Linked DNA regions of Mus musculus: region 2 is linked to region 1. A link is a loop called in an ENCODE intact Hi-C map of the cell type or tissue named here. Cell type or tissue: heart. All regions are shown on one strand.

The links. Hi-C counts contacts between places; a loop is a spot of excess contacts. Peaks named below come from ENCODE experiments on the same cell type or tissue, not always from the same donor. Only the 100,000 strongest peaks of a DNase experiment are listed, where the experiment ranks them.
Region 2: a loop joins it to region 1, with 9 times the contacts of the local background. A loop is called at or near these places in 41 of 42 quality-filtered maps.

The regions. Positions count from the first base shown.
Region 1 is chr9:102,631,984-102,639,983 of GRCm38, reverse strand. It overlaps Anapc13 (anaphase promoting complex subunit 13), which reads right to left. Exons shown (of 3, transcript NM_181394.3): 3 at 5,740-5,970. The coding sequence ends at 5,845. Among named protein-coding and RNA genes, the nearest start is that of Anapc13, 9.7 kb to the right of the region's middle. In heart, CTCF peaks have their summits at 3,313 (motif pointing left) and 6,868 (motif pointing left); DNase peaks (open chromatin) are centred at 3,213 and 7,663; H3K27ac peaks cover 3,395 bases.
Region 2 is chr9:102,780,630-102,788,629 of GRCm38, reverse strand. No RefSeq gene overlaps it. Among named protein-coding and RNA genes, the nearest start is that of Gm46151, 6.1 kb to the right of the region's middle. In heart, CTCF peaks have their summits at 2,986 (motif pointing left) and 4,042 (motif pointing right); a DNase peak (open chromatin) is centred at 4,049; H3K27ac peaks cover 3,100 bases.

The DNA of each region.
Region 1 (8,000 bases):
AGGCCTTTGTCTTTCCTTCTCTCCTCTTGCATGGTCTCCATGTCCATACCTGTCCACCTACCTATCCATCCACAGGTCCAGCCACGAATCCATGCACTTGATGTGGCCGGCCACACACAGATCCACCCAGCAGTCCATTGGTCCAGCAGATATTTCCTGAGCTCTATTAGCTGTGTGCTGCACACATTCCACGTTGTGCTCTTCTATGTGAGTGACTTACGTGGCCTCACACACTGCACTATCAGGCACGAACCCCACCTTCAGAGCTATACGTGCATTTCCCAGAGTGCTTTGTGTGGATCTGACGCTTGCTCGGAAGTTACTGACTACAGATAAGAGTTTTGACCCATGTCCCAGAACTTCTTTCAAGAACAGTGAGAAGAGTTTTTGGTTTTGTTTTTTATGAAAATAAACAATACTTTTCTAAATTTTGCAGCATTTATATGATTATCTGAAAAAAAATTACCCAAAGAGCTACGACTTTTTTCTGAAGGATAGCTGTGGAATTTCCTTCCTCAGCCTGTCAAATCTTGTCCCTGGAGGTGACCCTTGCCAGTAGGTTTGTTGTCTTTCCTTCCAGACTGCAGAAAACATATTTATGCAAATCATAGTCAGCTATGCCCGCACAAGCACCTATCAGCTTAGCACACACATCCAGCGCTGTTAAAACATGAATTTCAGAACATTTATGCAGGAAATAAAATCTGGATGCTTAACTTAAATGTTTATCATTCTTTAAGCGACAGTGGAGTTTTGAATGCATTTTTACTCTTTGATTCCAGAAGGCTGAGAGAAGTTGGCAGACTCCTCCTGGTCCCGAGGTCAGCAAGGGGTCAATTAGATCTTAAAACCAGAGGCTTTTCAGGCTGGAGCTGGAGCTCAGCCATATAGTCTTGCTGAGCATAATGGAAGGTCCTGGGTTCAACCCCCAGCACAGTTTCCTTAAGAGAGAGCTCAAACCCAGGTCTTCTGCCTTCTAAGTCGTTGCTGCTGAACCTCGCCATCTCCAAAATCTGGACGAGCTTAATATCGGATGCCTTTGAAGTGCCTGCTGCATTATATTAATAAGAAGCAATAGCTCAGGTTTCAGGTATTTGCCATGGGTCCCAATCTGTCCAAACCCATCACCTGCACTGCCCCATTTAACCTGAGACTCGTATGATATAGTAGTGTTGTCAACCTTCGCTTCACAGAGACCTGGGCTTAGCAAGGTAATATCGCCTGTGAGGGGATGCGCAGCTGGAGTGTTGCTTGGCTTTGGGTTTTGAACTCGAGTCCTTTGGTTTCAAGGTCTGTGCATATAGTTACCGTGCATACATTTTATGCATATATAATGTTAGATGAGCAACTATTAAGGGAGACAAATGAGCTGTGAATTTGATATAAAATGTATTGTTTCCACTCGGGAGGCAGAGGCAGGCGGATTTCTGAGTTTGAGGCCAGCCTGGTCTACAGAGTGAGTTCCAGGACAGCCAGGGCTACACAGAGAAACCCTGTCTTGAAAAAACAAAACAAAACAAAACAACAACAACAACAACAACAAAATGTATTATTTCAGAGACTTTGCAAAATGAAAGCAGAGAGGGGAAGAAGTTGAATGCTTCTAGATAAGAAGATAAATGCTAGTATTACAATAAATAAAAGAAGCAAGCGACAGAAAAAAACAAAACAAAACAGGTCACGGAGAGATGGCTGATTGATTGAGGATACAAAGTGAAAAGCCCAGGGGGTAGGGACCAGCCCTATCTGCTTCTGCCATGAGTGCCCTGAACCCAGCCCAAGGCTCAGGTGCCTTGGTGCCCTGTACTTGCACAAGTCCCTGACCTTCCCAGCTCTGGGGTAGCCCGGGTGAGAGCGGGATGGATGGAGGGTAGGTACATCTCCTAAAATCATCACAACCGTGAGACTAGAGTCTGGGAGGAGAGAGGCTGGGAACACCAGAGCCTTGAAAGAAGATGGATCAGACCATGAGGGGTCTCAGTCAAGGGCAAGCTCACTGGCGATTTGGCAGAAAGTCCTCCAGGGCCAGCACGGCTGCCACTTAATGAGTAGCATTTGGAAGGCAGGTGGAGTGGAAGCTGGGGACAGAACTGCCAGAAGAGCCAAGGCAAGACCAGAGTATGGGTGGAGGAAAGTCTTTTTTGCCCTCGGGTGGTGGCATCTCTATAAAGGGGGCCTGAGTCACCAGGGAAGACAGGGATGGGCTTTTACATCACCCTCTCTCATTTCCTCTCCAGTCATTTGGTATTTTTGAGCTCTCCACCCCTTTGTCCCCTTCTCCCGCCCCCAGCAAATCCAGCTAATGAGTGTGCGTGCGTGCATATTTTTCTGCATATGGACGATCAACTCCCAGAACAGCATTAGCTGAAAACAAAGGAAACTGCTACGATTTGGCCAAATTTGAGTCACAAAAATAGTTTTTGCATACGTTTAGCCAACTGAGAAAACAACCCAAAGAAAAATAGGCAGACAGTCTTTATACTACTGACCTACCAGTCATAGGCAGAGGAGTTGAACACTGTCCCCAGCTGTCATCGTGCTTTTCTTACCTTATTTGGGTCAAAGGGTCTACTCTGAGACAGGGCTACAGAAGGTTACATAGTCATTGGCTAAGAGCCTGGAAAAACTGCAGTAAGGACGTGCCCCGGAGTCACATGATTGATTACCTTGCCTCAAGTGCTCTTAGCTGTCCACTCACCTGTCTTGCTGGGCTTACAGAATCTCTGTACCTGCCCCTCACCCCACGGTCAATCAGGCAAGTCTTCCTGAGTTCATTCAGCTACCACCTTGGGAGATCTTGAGAGGACCCCCAAGCCCCCTGTGACAGCAAAGATGCTGGCCCTAGCTCTCCACTCTGCTTCTCTGGGACCTGCCTGCTTTTCTTGTGCTTTAAAGTCTGCTGATATAGAACCTTCAATGCCCACCCTGCCAATGTAGTGACATTTGAGTCACTCTCCAGTCAACATGGAGCGCTCTGACTGATGGCTGCCATGGATTAGCTAGCTACAGTTGGAAGCCATTGCAAGATGAAAACCTGGGTCCTTTTAACAAGCAATTGAAAGACTCAAGATCAGAGGGTGAAGCATTCATCTGAATGAATGCTTCTGAGAGTGCACACTCATGGAACCAGAGCTGGTTGGCTCAGAGGCCGAGGCAGGTTGGGGGTGTCCATCATCTGAGTCCCAGCTGCCCTTCTGGGCCAGCACCTCAGGACTTGCAGCTTCCGTTGGGTTGGTTCACTGAAGGACTACAGGACGGCTTAGGAACCAGACACAAATTTTTAAAAAGGAGTTGAGCGGCCCCTGCTGGTGATAAAGGGGCACTGATGACAAACTGAAAATGAGTGAAACCATGATTTTTTTTCTTTTGGTAGCAATTATCTTATTTTGGTAACTAAACAGTAATATTTACTGTTTTATGTATCTCAGGTCCCCTAATAAGAATGTTGTCAATTCTGTCTCTGTTCTATAAATTAGAAAAACATGAAAAATTTGAGAATTCTGGTGGGATTTTCTAGGGCATTGATGTGGCTTTTGGCAACGACATGGGTTTTGAGCTGTGACAGTCTAGGTTGGAAAGCCCTTACTATTTGAGTGACTTTTATAAGTCTCTTAACTTTTGACAAGCTAACATTAAATTTTAAGCTGTTATCTCCTATTCAAAGGACAATGACATCCAGCTAAAAAGAAAAGGCAGGGCTTGAGCCATGGAAGTGTTCCATCCACCCCAGCTGCCATTGTTGCGATACCATGAAGGGGTGGGTCTAAGATGGGCTTCAGATGATGGGCAGCTCCTGGCCTCTGGATGTTTCTCAGGGACAGAGATTGTATCTGCAGGCCTGTGTCTGGCTCAAGAGAATTCAGTTCTGGGTTATAAGACAAGGCTTACACTGCATGTGAGTCTCTTTAGAACCATACACGTACAATCCAGGGATCTCACTGCAGGGAATACTGTGCAGTGGGTAAGCCTGGACAAGTCCACCAGGAAAAGCTATCTCGACCTCCTCTACTTCCACCTTCGCCTCCACAGTCCAAGCCACCATCATCTTTTTCAGTGTAAAGCTCTTTTGTCTTTTACATTTCCTGTCTTAACTGAAATCCATCTACTGGGGTGACTTGCATTAAAAAACAAATAAACGACGACGACGACAACAACACAACAAAAACAACAAATAAAAGCTGGATGGTGGTGTCTCACACCTTTAATCCTAGCACTTGGGAGGCAGAGGCAGGCGATCTCTGTGAGTTCCAGGGCAGCCTGGTCTGCAGAGTTAGTTCCAGGACAGCCAGGGTTTATACAAAGAAAGTCTTGGAACAAAACAAAACAAAATGAAACAAACAAACAAAAAGCAAACCAAACCAAACAGATCAGGCAGTCCCCAGCTCTGATTAAGTCTTTCGATGACTCGGGAGATGTGGAGAAGCCCCTAGACCACCCAGGTTTCTTGCTGGCAACACCAGTTCCACTTTGAAGCTTTGTGTCATCTCTTGCTCGGTGGTCAACATTCACCCCTCACTGTTTTCCCTGGCCACTTGTATGTCAGGTGTTTGTTCAGAAAGCCAAGGCAGGTACAAGAAATGCCACACTTTCTTTAAAGTGAATGACATCTACTGGAATCTACTATGCTGTACTTCTTGGATGTCCCTTTCCCTGTTTTTTTTTTTTCACCCGTTCTCTGTATACTGGCTGCCAAAGATACACGTCCTCTGGAGTTCTGTGCTTATACTGTCTCGGGGAGACGGCTGGAAGGGAGAGCCAATAACTGACATTTTATAGCAGTACTTCTATCCCCAAGGCTTGATGCCGTGGAGTCTTTAGAAATTCTAAAAATTTATTTTTATGAGTGTCTTGCCTATTATGTATGCATATGCATCTCATGTGTGCAGCCCCCCCAGAGGCCAGAAGAGGGTAAGGAACCCCCTGGAACTGGAGTCACAGACAGGTATGAGCTGGTATGTGGGTGCCAAGAACGAGCAGGAAGTGCTCTTAACCACTTGAGCCATCTTTCCACCGCTGACAAATTTTTGTATAAATATTGTACTGACTACTGGCTTCACAGTGTTTTATATTTGAGGGGGCTCTGAGGTATGAGATGCCATTATTATTCTGAATAAAAGGAGTATTCCATTCACGCAGAGAACCTCTCCAGTGGTGCAAAGGCAATAACCACAGACGGAGAGCAGAGGTGACTAACAGCTAAGCAGGATTACAAGCACACACTACCATGGCACGAAGCCCAATTTTTACTGGAGTTGGGATCAAACTTAGGTCCTGACTAAGCCATCCCCTAATTCTTCAGAGATAACTTTTAAATCTGTACATTTATGCAATGTCTAAAAGTAGCTTGGGAATCTTAAGAATGCCAGTTATCAGAGAGTGGAGTATCTGCTCGGGGCATAGGCACCTACAGGCTAACGTCACTCAGAACACGTCTCAGGCATGGGAATGCGAGTCTGTGGCTCTCTTCATGCCTGGTTTCTGCTGCCTTTCCTGCTTGTATTCTCAACTACTCGTGCCAAAGTAGCTGGGCAGTATTAAACTTTGACAGAAGCAAAACTGGAGCCAAAGGCAAACGTTTAATCGACGGTGTTCAAACGCAAGTGTGTGCATCACCTGCCGCAGGCTTCCAGAGCCGCGGTCTACATTCCTGGGAAGTCTCAGTTTCTCACTCAGAATGTTTTCATGCTGTGCTTTGTTGGTTAAACAAAACAGCAAAACAAAACGAAAACCAAGTGGGCATATGCTTTTGAGTGTTGATTTATTGCTAAAGATCTGCATTTGGCGACAGGAAACATTTTTATCCCCATATGTTTGAAAACTCCGTCCGTGGGAAGGAGCCCGGCATCAGTTTCCAGCGGGTGGGACGTTCTCGTGGAGGCCCTGTAAGGCCAGGTCTGTCCACTTCATCTCCTGTTCTTTCACAGACTCTGTGGTGCCTCCGTTGTCTTGCTCGGGCTCAGGAAGCTCACTCTGGAAGGGAAGCACAGCCGTAACGACCATCAGGAAGTGTCTTTTCTATCCTTGAGATGGGTCTCAGGTAGCCTAGGCTGGCCCCAAATCTTGAACTGTGTTTCTGCGCGGCCGGGGACTGCGCTCAGGGCCCTGCTGAGATACACTAGCACTCTCTCACTGAGCCACACTCTCAGCCGATCACCCCCAAGTCTCTTTCCCATCCTCCTTTGCCTCCCAGGAGCTGGGATTATAGGTGTGGACCTGGTCCTGCAGTTACTTCTGAAAACACAAAGGCATTAGGAAAGAAAGCCTCCGAGGGCCTGGGAACAGCCAGCAAAGCTGATATGATGCTCTAAAGAGAGAGCCTAAACAAACAGATGGATAGAAAATATCAGAGGTCTGTTCAGTGCGGCTTGCTTGGAAGCCTCATGGGAATGCTGGCCCTGTGACTCTGGTTTTCTTATAAAAGGCAGTGGGGCAGGAGGGCTAAGGGCAGAGACTGGAGGCCCAGACAGCCTTCATTTGCTGGCTTATTGGGTTGATGAGGTAATTCAAACCCTTGGGGGCTTTTGTTTCCACTCTCAAAAATTGGAGAAAAAAAAAAAAGAGCTTTTTTTTTCACCCCCATGTCTCTGCCTTGGGGACGGGGAGAGTAAGGACATTAGATCCAGTGCATGCTGTGAGGGTACTCAGTACTCTAGGGCACACACTGCTGAGTGGCTGAGAACACTGACAAGAACCAATGCTAAACCTATTGAAAAATGCTTTAAGGGCCAATCTGATTTGCTGATATGTTCTCAAATACAGGAATTGTATCAAGAAGAAAAAATGCTGCAACAAAATGCTTTCTTTAGTGACAATATGGGCTGGATAATGGACACTGACAATGTAACAGGTGAGAGCTCCCCCTAGTGGAAAGCACAGTAAAGACTAGCTCACACCCCAAGAGCCATTTTCTTACAGAGATAAGCCATGGCTCCAGAGTTCACCACATGTATTTCTGTGCAATTCCCTGAACTTACACTTTGTGTTAGAAAACTGATGCTTTCATATTCAAAGTTAGGATTTCTCACTTATATTTATACTATGTGGAGGTATTTTTATTTTTAAAATTATGTTCAACATATGGAACATGATACTTGGCTACAATATGTACAGATGTATTTGAAGCAGGTCCAGTAAAGTGGTTCAGTGGGTAAAGGCACTGCAGACAACGCTGAGTTCTACATGTGTGTCATGGCACACAGGTACACACATACAGGAAAACCCCAATGTGTTTGCACAACATGCGTCTGCTATGCCGAAAGTAAAGTGAGATTCAACATTCTGTAAACAGAGCCAGAGAACTGTCATTCTCTAGTCCGTTTAGAAATCTGACCTTAATAACTATCTACAGGTCACAAAAAATAAACAGGCCTTTGATTAAGAACGACTTAATGTCATGCTCTCTAATGGCATACTAGGCTTCCTAAAATGATGTATCGTTTGCTTGGTGACTATTAATTCTTGCGATGAATACTACCATGTAAAACTAGACAAAACATGCCCACCCAACACAAAATACCATACGCACAATATCCACAGGGACAAATTCACCAACAGCTGCAGCTGTCTGCAGCTGTTCCTGCCAAGCCGCAGAGTCTAACCCTGACTGTGCCTTTGGATTGGCCACAGACTTGCCCATCTCAGCAGAATGCAGCTGTGGGGCAGTTCTGGGCCTGAGCCCTAAGTGCTCTGCACTTCCCTGTTGCTGCTGAACCTGAGGCTGAGGTCCCAGAGGACCTGCAGGGTGGTGTGTGCCAAGTGCCAGGCACCCTACTTCCTGGAGACATCCTGTTAACTGGCAGAGGGGCTCCAGCTAGTCTGCTGCCTGACACTGCAGCACCAGCAAGCCTAGGATTAGTTGGCTGAACTGGTGTGGACCAGACCTCCCCAATAAGAAATAAAATTATGACCAAACAGTTGTTATTGTAAGCCATTAAGTTTCAGGATAATTTGTTATGCAGCAAAAGCTAACTGACAGACACATTCCTTTAGAATCACAACAC
Region 2 (8,000 bases), 150 kb before region 1:
GGGGTTTCAGAAAATTTATTTGCTCTTCGTGATGGTTAGAAATTTGACTATCAAGTTTCAGATTCAATTTAAGTTTCTTCCAAAACTTGGAAAACTGTGCTTTGTTGTCTGTAGCAGCCTACTGTTACAAAATTTGTCATCAAGGTGGCTCTCACTCTCGTATATGTATTTGACCTGTTTGTTTATTTGTTTGTTTCCTGGAATCGTGTGCACATTCCCCGTTGAGTTCTGAAATCTCACCCAGATACACAAGAGTGTTCTGTACTAGTCTCTGTTGCACTCAGAGGACCCTTAAAACCACACTAGCCTGGGGCCAGCAAGATGGCTCAGTGGAGGAGGGAGCTTGAAGCATGGTGACCTGAGTTCAATTCCCAGGACCCACATGGTGGAAAGAGAGAACCAAGTCCCTCAAGTTGCTCTGTGGCCTTCAATCATAAGTCATGACACATGCACATCTCCCCCAACACGAAGTAAATAAATCAATGTAATTTAAAAAGTATAAAAGCCAGGCAGTGGTGGTGCATGCCTTTAATCCCAGCACTTGGGAGGCAGAGGCAGGCGGATTTCTGAGTTAGAGGCCAGCCTGGTCTACAAAGTGAGTGCCAAGACAGCCAAGGCTACACAGAGAAACCCTGTTTCGAAAAACAAACAAACAAACAAAAAGTATAAAAATAAATAAATAAAACACAAGGCTAAGACTTTTCTTTTCTTTTTTGCTTAGTGCAGATGATTTTAAGAAAATTATGATGAACTCAAAGTACCACCATCTGGAGGATGTCATTTTATGTTCTTCATGTTGTTACCTTGAAAAGAGTGAAAGGATTCCTCTGGTCTGAGATGAAGGACACAGCTCTTCTGACTCTTCATGCACAGCCCCTCCCCACAGGCAGCACTGGGCTCTCTGGTTCTGTGGGCATCTAGGCAGGTGAAGATGTTTACACTGGTGTGCATTGCTCACTTTTCCCACTGTAGCTGCAGAGATGGTTTCGTGATTAAGAGCACTGACTGCTCTTCCATTGACCTGGGTTGGGTTCCTCCTCCCACATCAGACAGCTCACAATTGCTTGCAGCTCCAGTTCCAGGGGATCCAATGGCCTCACCAGCACCTGCACACATGTGCAGCACACATGGTGCACAGCACATAAATCCATGCAGATAAATGTATACATAGCGAAGAAATAAATTTTAAAAATAAAATAAGTAGAATCACAAAGTATACATTGGTGCAGGATATTTGATCACACTGTGGACCCAGGATGGTTATTTACTTAAAAACCTATTCCTAGTTGTGATATGGCTCAGCCCTTGACACACATTTTTAATCCCTCTGGCTAGAACACAGATATGCCCTTAATAAACACCTTTAATTCCAACCAGTAAAGGTAAGATTAGATTGTAGAAAGGAGCACCCATGTTTGAAAGTGATGTCTAATTGAGTGGCAGACAAAGTGACGAATCAGAGAAAGATTTGACAGAATAGGATGTGCCCAACTCTCAGGAGAAGACAGGAAAGGGGAGCTCCTTAAAAGAGAGCGTCCGAGAGAACGGGAGAAAAGAAGACAGTTTTACTGGGACAGTTGTACAGAGACAGGTTAGAGAAAGAGTGAGAAGGAGCCAGAAGATCAGGACAGATTGCTAGAGTTTGTTTGATGCCAAGCAGAGCAAGTCAGGAGAAACTGAGAGAAGCCAGATTGAATCAGTCAGCTTGGAGAGGCATTTGAGCCAGTACAGCTGAGTTGAACTGGTCTGTATATGAGCTCAGTTACAAGAAGAAAGGGTGAACTTATTCAGCAGCAAGTCTCAGAGGCCAAAAACATTATAGGCCTAGGTAAGAAGATTGTATAGAGGCTAGAAGCTTACAGGAGCAGGCCTAGGTTAGCACACAGAAGCAGTACACCCCCTAGATGGCAATTACCTTAGCTAGCTGAATAAAGGATACATTCACAATGAGTTTCACATGTTCGCCCTAGCTTAGAGTCTGGACTGGTCTGAGTCTTCTTCATCTCCTGCCCTCACCTCCCAGCTTTGGGTCTTTTTATTCTGAAAATGTCTATCAACATTGACACGTTTTACTGGTTTCTTTAAGATTCTAAATTATTATGTTTGGAAAAAAAATCAAAGAAGTATCTGAAAAGCTCATTTTCTAATAATTAAAGTAAATACAGCTCATGGTGACCAAACTCAAGTCACCAGGCTTGGTCACAATTGACTCTCCAGACCCCCACATGTTATCTCTTAGCTTCTGTTACTAGAAAATAAGGGTTGAGGGGCTGGAGAGATGGCTCAGCAGTTTAGAGCACTGGCTGCTCTTCCAGGGGCCCTGAGTTCAATTCTCAGCAACCACATGGTGGCTCACAACGGTCTGTAATGAGATCTCGATGCCCTCTTCTGGTATGCAAGTGTACAAGCAGATAGAGCACCTATATGCATAAAGTAAATGAATAAATCTTTAAAAAGAAAGGAAGAAAGAGGGAAAGAGTTAGCATTCACACCTCTTCCTTATCTCACGGCTGGTCCCTTGGTCCTACTGGGATAGTTTTGTCTCCAAGTTTTGGCTAAACTATTACACTTTTTTCTTTTGGGGGTGGAGTGGGATGGTTCTGTTTCTTAGTGTAGGCCTGGCTATCCTGCAATTCCCTCTGTAGACCAAGCTGGCCTTGAACTCACAGAGATCTGCCTGCCTCTACCTCCAAAGTGCTGGCATTAAAGGCCACCACCACCGCTAAGCCAAATTATCCCCCCCCTTTTTTTTCAACATAAATACATGACATACTTAGTGGAATCACTAGCCCATTATGGTGTCTGTACCTGCACTTGTCCTGGAGTTAATGGTGTTTAATGTCTAGTCTAAAAGAAATTGGAGGGTTGGCAAGATGGTTCAGTGGTTAAGAGCATTGACTGTTCTTCCAAAGGTCCTGAGTTCAAATCCCAGCAACCACATGGTGGCTCACAACTACCCATGATGAGATCTGATGCCCTCTTCTGGCTCGTCTGAAGACAGCTACAGTGTACTTATGTATAATAATAAATAAATCTTAAAAAAATAAGAAGAAAAGAAATTGGAAACACCTTTGAGCTCATAAAAATCCTTTGTCCATGGGTTTACCACAGCCTTTGCGTCTCTCCTCCCTGAAAGGTCGGAGCCAAGAGAGACAGTCCTCATGTCCCTGGGAGGAAAAAGGCAGGGAAAGGGTGAGCCGTTTTCAGTCCTCTAACCCTAAAAGGAAAAGCATTCACAAGCATCCAAGGAGATGGGCTTTGGAGATCAATTGGCTTCAGGGCATTTCTTTGGAAATCATGTTTTCTTTTTTTGGAATGGGTGGTTCTTTGCCTATTCTCTACCCCAGTCCATGCCGGAGCGGAATGGCTACATCAGACCTTTCCAAAAGAAAATGGTCACAGTGTAGCGGGTTTGTCTTCCAAGCTACCAAAAAAACAGAAACCAAGCAGGAGCAATTATGTAGTCCTCTTGTATTTCAGTGCAAGGCTATGTGAGTCCTGATGGTTTCTGCTTTAGTGGAGAGATAAGCAAGCTAAATGTGAGTTTGGGGGGGGGGGCAGGAGGCATAGCTCAATGCCAGAGTGCTCGCCTAACATGTGTGAGGACTTGGGTTCAAGACCCACTATTACAAAAACAAGAAACCAGCTCAGCTAAATGAGAGGGTGAGAGGCAATGGGTGGGGGAGCAAAGAATCCCTAGGGAGGAAGGGGGCATGAGGAGGAGGGGCTTCAAGCTGGCAGGAGCCCCTAGCCTCACCATGGACACCTTCCAGCCTGATTGTGTGAACACTTCCTGGCACAGAGTAGCTGACATTAGTAACCTCAAAAGCTCCGACACCTCTCAAGGCTACGAGGATAGCCACCGGGGAGCACAGCAACAAATGGTTCCCTCATTTTTTAATCTTTCAGGACATTTGAGCCTCTCTGAAAGTGCTTACAGAGTTTGGAAGGACAAGATGTCTCGTGATAGCCTTACTAAGACTTACTTGGCCCCAGACAAACTCAAGACTTACTAATCGGTGCCTGGAGAGCATTTCATAACTTCACCACCAGGGGCCGCTGTTTCCCCATGCTCAGGCCAACAACACAGCCACTATCCCTCCAGGAACGCAGTTTGAGAACTGCCAGTGAGTCCAAAGGAATTCCACAAATTCAGACGCCCTGGTGCCCTCTCCACCTTCCCTTCCCCCAGTCTGGGACCTACCCGACCCAGAATAATGGGAGTGTGGCTTCCCAGATCCAGAAGTAGAAGCACGACTTTTTCTCCTAGGACAGAGTTTCTTTGTGTTGTAGAGACCTACTCAAATGGTTTTGAGGTGTTTTGTTTGTTTGTTTGTTTTTGGTTTTTTTTTAAATACGTGTGTGTGTGTGTGTGTGTGTGTGTGTGTGTGTGTGTTCCCTTCTTGAGAGAGAAATGCGGGCTCTCAGAGATGTGTGTCCTTGGCTAGGAAGATTCCAGCCATGTCAATGATCTCCAAATTGGGGGGTATGCAAAATGATCTGTTAAGGGCAAGAGAAAGAACATTGTATAACATTTACTTACGTATTTACTGTGTTAGTTTTAGAGATAGAAATGTGAGAGGCACACCCCCCACCCCACCCCCCCCACCCCCGTCTCAAAAAACAAAACACCTTTGCTATCCAGACTGGCACTGATGCTTTCTGAGGTCCTGTGTCACAAGGTCAGCAGAGTGCATGCTATATAGTGAGCGTGGAAGGACGGTGGAGTCACCTCCCTGTAACCAGAATTCTATTGCATACACCCTTTCTACTTACTGGAAGGACTGGGTGTCACAAAGTAACTAAAGGAGTCCTCACGGAAGGAAGTGGGGGAGGGGTGTTTAAGCATCTTCAGAAATGAGGGCCCGAATGCAGTGTCGCCAGTACCTGCATTCGAGCTTGGAAAAATGCCTAAGATATCACTCCCGTGCCTGTCCGACCTCTCAGCTACGCAATGACACTGAACCGAGGACAGTGCTGACAAGGTGTACCATCCAAATTCAAGCTTGTCAAACCTTTTGAAACAATAGCAGGTCTCTCATTTCTGATGAGCTTGAGGTAATATCAAAGGTCCCCGAGCCTTGACCTTAACAGCAGCTCGTGACATGTGACATGCGTGCTTGCTCATGTCACAGCGGGGATGCAAGCAAAATCAGGCCAGGGCTGAGGAAGTGTGTGCCACAGCCAAGAAGACGACCTTCCTATCTTATCAACTCTTGGAGTTTGTCTGGGGCCAAGGACCCGGGTAACTGGACTCTGAAGACTGTTCCTGGCAGTCAAGGTACAGACACTCGAACCATGACCCAAGGGGACTTTGGTTCTATGAAGGCTAAAGCCTTTCATATCAGCTGTCTTCTGTGGCTTTGTTCTGCCTCGGGACCGTCTGGCACCTGGTACAGAAAGGAAGAGGCTTGAAGAAAAGGAGTCGACACATGTTCACCCGAGCGTGTTCACCCGAGCATGTTCTTCGGCTTGCTTGGTGGGGCTTTTCCAGCTCTACCCTAGTTTACCGTGCACTTCCTATCCCTGTTCAGTGGGAGGGCCTTCCTCCAAACTACATTCCTCCGTGAAATTCTTTTTTTAGGGACAGCGGATTTAAAAAGTAATCTTGTGGGATTTGTCCAAGTCTTGACAAAGGAGAAGTTCACACTGGGTGGATTTGCTGAGAAGGAATGCAAACTCACCTTTATCATTCCTGTCCAAGCTAGCAGCAGCAGGATTACTTGGGGATGAGTCTCAAAATATGCAGAGTCCTGGACCCTACTCAAGACTGCCTGACTCAGAATCTCTGAGTGGGACCAGGAGGCACATCGACAAACCCAGTCCATCTCCCCCAACTCCAAACATTACAAGATAAATTTTAAAACTTTGCAAAGACAAAGTTCGTCTCAGTGAGTTCATTTGCCTACCACGCAGGAAGCTCCAGGCTGAATCTCCAAGATTAACCGGATGGAATGGTGCGTGCCTGTAATTCCAGCCCTTGGGAGGAAGAAGAATCAGGAGTTAAGGACTCCATCTAAAGTATGTAGAATAACGAAAGACCAGTAAGATGGTTCAGTGATTAATGTCACTTGCCACCAAGCCTAATGACCCGAGGAGTTGGATCCTTGGGACTCACATGGTAGAAGAGAACCAGCTCCCTACAGGTGCCCTCTGACCTCCACACAATGCCACGTCAAGCACACACATGCAGGCACACACGCATGCACACAAAATAAGCCAATAAATGTGAAAGAAATAAAGAATAGAACCAGAAGAAAAACTTGTAAACAGCTTCTTATCTGGGAGCTGGGGAGATGGCTCAGCAGTTAGGAGCACAGGCTCCTCTTCCAGAGGACCCAAGTTTGATTCCCAGCACCTACCTGGCAGCTCATATCCATTTGTATCTTCAGTCCTTGGGCCTCTGATGGGACCAGGCACACATGTGGTGCACAGATATACATGCAGACAAAACAATATACACCAAATGGCTTTTTACAAGGCCTTATTTTTCCTATGAAATTAGTCAAGCCAGGTAATTTTCTATTCATTCTAAGCACAAGGAGGCCAGACATCCACCTAATTAGGAAAGGTAAGGGCCGATGGAGTGGAGCTGTGCAGAAGGAGACTCACCCTGCTTATGAGACTGGGCCCTGCCCATTGCCTTCCATGCAGCCCCCTGGACACACAGAGGTCTGAAGGTTAACATGCAGAAGGCTCCGGGCAGAAGGAAGCATTACCAGGAGGAAGAGGCCAACACTCTGAGACTAATTCTTTCCTGAAACCACTCCCTTGCCTAGGGAATCTTTGATCATATCCATCTTCAGAAAGTGGCTTTAGAGCACAGGCTTACAGGCTAGCTGATCTAGACACATGAGTAGCAGAAATGACAGGAATTCTCTAGCAAAATACTAGCACAGGGACATGGTGGCCTCAGGGTATGAAAGAAGACTCTAGAAAGATCCCCCCCCCCTTTCTGGGAGAAGCTTCTATGGTCCTATATCTCCCAGGATTCCACTAAAGTCCTTTCTAGGCCGCGCTCCCCCCACCCCAATGTTCTTCTCTGCTGTAGGTGACTCTAACACACCCATCTGTGCCTCAGCTGTGCCTGGACCTGCCTCTGTCTTAACACACTGTCACCTCCAAGGAATACTGAGATTCTTGGGAATAGGGCCCAAGGTTGGTAAGTAGTTGAGAAATGGTGGTTTTTTTTGAGTCTGACTTAGTCATTATCACATCACGCATCCTCACATCCCACTGAAGCATCGCCCTGGTGTCCGTTTGATGACCCACCAGGACACCCTGAGAAGAGTAGATGGGGATAAAGATGGAGAAGCTTGAGTCAGGGCTGCACTCTCAAACCCAGGGCTTCATGGCCTCTTTCCACCCTGTCACTATGGGTCTCCATGTTGACATGATGGAAAAGACCTATGCCAGCAACTAAAGAGCCCCTTTATCTTCCTGCTTGAAGAGGCGGGGAAAGCAACCACACAAGACAAACTAGCCACCACACTCGACCTTGAACAGAGTCCTCCTATGCCCCCACCCTTTCTAGAAGCTGAAAAGCTGCTCAATGAGAGTTTGGTTCTTGCTCTTTCTCTCGCCTTTCCTGGATCCACCCTCCTGAGCAATGCAAGCTTCAGGCTGTGCTATGTTGCTGGGTTCCTAGGTACGTCAGCAGGTGTGCAGGCAGATAACCATGTCTGTGTTCCTATGTAGATGGTGTTCATCTATTGTTCCTTTCCTCCAAAGAAAGATAGGTCAACAATCTGGGAAAGTGGAAAAGATTTTAAACACATGAAGAAGAAAATGTATTTAATCTCAGCACTCAAACAGAGGCAGGAGGATCTTTGTGAGTTCCAGGCCAACCAAGGCTCCATAAGAACTCATGCTATGGTATGAAGACAAACACAGCAAGGCTCCATTTGTAAGAGGTCAAAGTAGTGAATGGTTGACTTTCTTTCTTCCTTTCTTTCTTCCTTTCTTCCTTTCTTCCTTCCTTCCTTCCTTTCTTTCTTTCT